Linked DNA regions of Homo sapiens: region 1 is linked to region 2. A link is an interaction called in ENCODE POLR2A ChIA-PET data of the cell type or tissue named here. Cell type or tissue: GM12878. All regions are shown on one strand. Links, peaks and the distances in the headings refer to the core of each region. The heading gives the core; the rest is flanking DNA.

The links. Peaks named below come from ENCODE experiments on the same cell type or tissue, not always from the same donor. Only the 100,000 strongest peaks of a DNase experiment are listed, where the experiment ranks them.
Region 1: POLR2A ChIA-PET joins it to region 2 with 6 read pairs; 4 of 35 experiments call an interaction of 5 or more read pairs at or near these places.

Annotation. Positions count from the first base shown.
Region 1 is chr11:9,705,580-9,708,509 of GRCh38, reverse strand. The region is part of intron 2 of SWAP70 (switching B cell complex subunit SWAP70); the gene reads right to left. Among named protein-coding and RNA genes, the nearest start is that of SWAP70, 43 kb to the right of the region's middle. In GM12878, for the core only: no CTCF peak of the experiment used is centred there; no DNase peak of the experiment used is centred there.
Region 2 is chr11:9,627,793-9,630,722 of GRCh38, reverse strand. No RefSeq gene overlaps it. Among named protein-coding and RNA genes, the nearest start is that of SWAP70, 35 kb to the left of the region's middle. In GM12878, for the core only: no CTCF peak of the experiment used is centred there; a DNase peak (open chromatin) is centred at 1,457; H3K27ac peaks cover 1,235 bases.

The DNA of each region.
Region 1 (2,930 bases), core at 136-2,635, 78 kb before region 2:
CAATAACAGAAAAACAAATAAGCGAATTTTAAAATGGGCAAAGGAATTATTCGACATGTCTCCAAATAATATATACGAACAGCCAACAAGCATATGAGAAGATGCTCAACATCACTTATGATTGGGGAAATGCAAATCAAAACACAGTGTGATATCACCTCACACCTGTTAGAATGGTCACTATCAAAAAAACCAGAAAATAACAAGTGTTATTGTTAGGATGTGGAGAAATTCGAACCCTTGCACACTGTTGGTGGGATTGTAAAATGGTGCAGCTGCTATGGAAAACAGTGTGGAAGTTCCTCAAAAAGTTAAAAATAGAACTACCATATGATCTAGCAATCCCACGTCTGGATATATATCCAAAAGACCTGCAAACAGGACCTTAATGAGACATTTGCACACCTATACCCACTACAGCATAATTCACAATAGCCAAGATGTGGAAGCAACCTAAATGTCCATCCAGGGATAAATGGATAAAGAAAATGTGATATACATTGGGTGCAGGGTACACTTCTTGGGTGACAGGTGCACCAAAATCTCAGAAGTTACCACTAAATAGCTTATCTATATAACAAAAAAACCACCTGTTCCCCCAAAACTATTAAAGTTTAAAAAAATTTTTTTTTAAATTTTTTAAAAGAAAATAAGGGCCAGGCACAGTGGCTCACGCCTGTAATCCCAACACTTTGGGAGGCCAACGCAGGTGGATCACTTGAAGTCAGGAGTTCAAGACCAGCCTGGCCAAGATGGTGATACCGCGTCTCTACAAAAAATACAAAAATTAGCCAGGCATGGTGGCAGGCACCTGTAATCCCAGCTACTAAGGAGGCTGAGGCAGGAGAGTCACTTGAACCCCAGAGGTGGAGGCTACAGTGAGCCAAGATCGCACCACTACACTCCAGCCTGAGCGACAGGGTGAGACTCTGTCTCAAAAAAAAAAAAAAAAGAAAAGAAAAAGAAAATGTGTTATATACATACAATGAAGTATTATTCAGCCTTAAAAAAAGAAGGAAATGCTCTCATAGGTGACAATAGGGAAGAACCCTGAGGACACTATGTTAAGTGAAATAAGCTAATCAAAAAAGACAAATACAGCATGATTCTACTTATAATAGAAGGTATCTAAAGTAATCAAACACACTTTAAAAAAATAGTAGAATGGTGATTGCCAGGGCCAGGGGGAAAAGGAAAAGAGGTGTTGTTCAAAAGGTGTAGAGTTTCAGTTATGCAAGATAAACAGGTTCTAAAGTTCTGTTGTACAATAATGTGCATACAGTTAAAAATACTGTACTATAGCCTTAAAACTGTTGAGGATAAATTTACATTATATATTTTTACCAGTTTTTTTAAGTATAAAATCTATAGTTTTCATAGAAAATAGTGCATAAAGCATTAGTATTCAAGTGTTTTCACACAAGGTATAATGTCAAACAAAATAAAGAAATTCAATCTTGGGTTTCCGGAATTTCATATACCATACACTATACCGAATGGTTTTCAAGGTTCTAAGAATAAGAATAAAGAAATATATGTGAAAGAATCTTGCTAAAGAAAAAAAATGCTTCCTTCCTGTAGGAGATAGCTAAAAATAAAGAAAAAAAAGGAAAAAAATGCTGCAAAGTATTTATTATTAAATTATATGATGTACTGACCATATACACAGCTGTAACAAGAAAAAAAAAGAGTTCTTTATGTGCTAATCTGAACTAATCACCAAGATATGACATGAAGGTACACAACACGAAGAATTATATAATGTCCAGTGAAAAATGCAAGTCAGAAAAGACCATATACAGCATGATCCTATTTTTATGTCTCCAGAGTAAAAATTAATCATACATTAAGATATACATATATGACAAAACTTTTTTCTAATGTGAGAGGAAAATGCACATAAAATTCAGGATGGTGGCTTCCTCTCGGGAGGAGGCAGGGAAATGACAAAAGAGAAGAGCAAAGAGGTTGAGGCAACATTACTGATGTGTTTCCCAAGATGAGTGGTAGGTTCACAGATGTTCATTTTATTATGCTTTATAATTTTCATATATCCTACAAATATTATTTTGTATATATCATATTATAAAATAAACAAAAAGACAAAATGGGGGGAAAAAAAACAAGTGCTGATCAATGTATACAGATCACCAGTGTATACAGATCACCAAGTATACACAGATCACCAGTGTATACAGATCACCAGTGTATACAGATCACCAAGTATACACAGATCACCAGTGTATACAGATCACCAAGTATACACAGATCACCAGTGTATACAGATCACCAGTGTATACAGATCACCAAGTATACACAGATCACCAGTGTATACAGATCACCAAGTATACACAGATCACCAGTGTATACAGATCACCAGTGTATACAGATCACCAAGTATACACAGATCACCAGTGTATACAGATCACCAGTGTATACAGATCACCAAGTATACACAGATCACCAGTGTATACAGATCACCAAGTATACACAGATCACCAGTGTATACAGATCACCAGTGCATACAGATCACCAAGTATACACAGATCACCAGTGTATACAGATCACCAGTGTATACAGATCACCAAGTATACACAGATCACCAGTGTATACAGATCACCAGTGTATACAGATCACCAAGTATACACAGATCACCAGTGTATACAGATCACCAAGTATACACAGATCACCAGTGTATACAGATCACCAGTGCATACAGATCACCAAGTATACACAGATCACCAGTGTATACAGATCACCAGTGCATACAGATCACCAAGTGTACACAGATCACCAGTGTATACAGATCACCAGTGCATACAGATCACCAAGTGTACACAGATCACCAGTGTATACAGATCACCAAGTGTATACAGATCACCAGTGTATACAGATCACCAGTGCATACAGATCACCAAGTGTACACAGAT
Region 2 (2,930 bases), core at 112-2,611:
ACTACAGGTGTGAGCCACCATGCCAAGCCAAAAACAATTGTTTTTTTTTTTTTTTTGAGATGGAGTTTCACTCTGTCTCCCAGGCTGGAGTGCAATGGTGCGATCTCGGCTTACTGCAACCTCTGCCTCCCGGGTTCAAGCAATTCTCCTGCCTCAGCCTCCCAAGTAGCTGGGATTACAGGTGCCCGCCAGCATGTCTGGCTAATTTTTTGTATTTTTAGTAGAAACAGGGTTTTGCCATGTTGGCCAGGCTGGTCTTGAACTCCTGACCTCAGGTGATCTACCCACCTCGGCCTCCCAAAGTGCTGGGATTAGAGGCGTGAGCCACCGCACTCAGCAAGGTCTGCCATTTCTTGAGTACCTGTTACTTATTATTATTCATGTCTATCAGGAGTATGTTTAGTATGTTTTATTTGCAGTAAATCGATCTCCAACGATTTCCTTTGAAAATGCTTTTTCCCCTCCTTAACTTTTACATTGCTTCCGTTTTACTAAATATTAAGTGTTCTTTGACAATTTTGGTGCTCACGTCTTTTGGAAACAAAAGTGAAGTGAATCTGTCATTATACCAGAAAGTTTGCTTGTTGTCTCAGATCAAATGTGCCTGAATAAATTTTTTTTTCATTTAGATTTCAAACAGTGATAGACTTGCATTTGAATATACATCATTGGAGATCTGCTTATTTGTAAATAGCCTGTTGCTCATTTGGAAAAATAAACCAGTGAACAATATATTCCTATTGTACTTTTCAGAACCATTTTGTGTCATTATTCCTGTTGTAGCTGAACAATTGTATTACACTTGGAGAGTAAAAGACTTGAACACAAAAAAAAATAATAATGGCTCCCAATTTATAAATGATATTACCATGTGTTGGGAAAGACTGAAAGAGGAGGAAGTTTGGAGGAAGAAATCAAGAGTTTTATTTTGAACATGTTAAGTTTAAGATATTTATTAAACATGCAACTGGAATTGTGAAGTTTGTATGTAGACTGAGTCTGGAACTCAGATAGGATATTTAATCTGGAGATAAAAATTTGGGAGTTATCAGAATATAAACAGTATTTAAAACTATGGGATTGAGGATCTCGTCAAGGGAAGGGTATAGATAGAGGTGTAGAATTTCCATATTAGTTTTTCAGTTTTTTAATTTTTTATTTTTAAAAGCTTTTTGGAGAGACAGGGCCTCACTATGTTGCCTATTCTGCTCTTGAACTCCTGGCCTCAAGTGATCCTCCCGCCTTGGCCTCTAGAGGTGCTGGGATTAGAAGTGTGAGCCACTGCGCTGGCCAGAACTTCTACATGTGGAATTCAAGGAGAGGAGGAGGAGCTGTAAAGGACAACGAGAATGAGTTTCAGGAGAGTGTGCGGTCAAGCAGAGAGTGACGTTTTAAGAACAGTGTGGTCAGTTATATCAAAAGCTGACAATACACCAAGTAAGATTAAGACAAAGAAACGTCCATTGGATCTGGCATCCTAAAGATCACCAGTGACCTTAACCGTGGTGGTTTCTGTAGGGGGGTAGGGGACAGAAACCAAGTATGAGGTGGTTGAAGTCAACACAAGGAAGTGAGCTTGTCTCCAAAACCCCCTTTGCTTCAAACACCCAGGCATGATATTTAAAATATAAAAATGATTTTTTCCAAAAAGACACAGTTGCACTCTTATATATCTCCATGATATGTAATCCAAGATATATATATATCTTATGTATCTCCATGAACCAGAAATAGAATGGAAACACGTTAAGCTAAGTATTTCCTTAGGCTGAAGTCTCAAGCTTGTGGGGCTCTAAGTCTGGAAGTTGGACACTAGCAGCTGGATGGGGGTTTAGCAGGGGAGTAGGGGGCTAAAGCACTCCCCACAAGGTGGGAGACGGAGGCTTCCAGCTTGATACCAGAGGCTGAAGTGAGCTCCATCGCTTGTGAAAAGAAGATGAAGATAATAGCAGTTAACCTATGGACTGAGACTTTATTAGAGACTAGAGAGATGAGGAGCAAAGAGAACACCTCATTACCAGAAATTGTCAAGCTGTCTGCTGGACCCATAACTAATATCTAGGGATATTAGTTATCCCTAATATGCCACATCCCTAATATCTAGGGATAGAAAAATCATAATCCTAAGCTTTGACTCTAGTTTGAGGCCCAGAGGGCCAGCTGGAGCCCTCCTGGAAAGGAATGAGGGGAGAGTAAGAGAGAGAGAAATCAAACAAAAATGAATACTTTCTCACGCTAAAAGACCTTTCAACCATAATTACAAAACAGAAAGATAGCCTTTGAAATTAACAATCAGACCAGAAATTTTCTCAAATTTCCTTTGGATTTTAAAAATGTTCAGAGATGAATGCATAACTTTCATTTCAAAATGAAATTATTCAGCAAAAATAGGCAGAAATGAAACAGTATGAGAGAGAACCAACTGGAAATCCTTGAAATAAAAAAAATACACTAATTGAAATTTTAAAGGTCATAAGTGGGAGAAACTCTAGATTGAACACACTCAAACAGTAAATTAGGGAATTGGAAGACAAAACTGAGGACTCATTCAGAATATAGCACAAGATAAACAAAAAACAGCAACTAAAAACATGGAGAACAGATTACAAGATTCAAATATTTATAAAATAATAAGTGTTCCAGAGAAAGATAATTAGATGGAAAAAGCAATATTTGATGAGAAAACTACTGAGTTTTTTCCCCCAGAATTGAAGAAAATGCCCTATAAATGGAAGAAATTTACACCCAGCCAAATTACCATTCAAGAGTGTTGGGGGTAGGAAAAAAAAGATTCCGCATATAAAAACTAAAAGATTCTTAACACTTACAGGCACCTTATGAAATAAACGACATATATATATCACTCACACACATGCGCGCACACACACACACACACACACACACACACACACGTTTTTTGAGACAGGGTC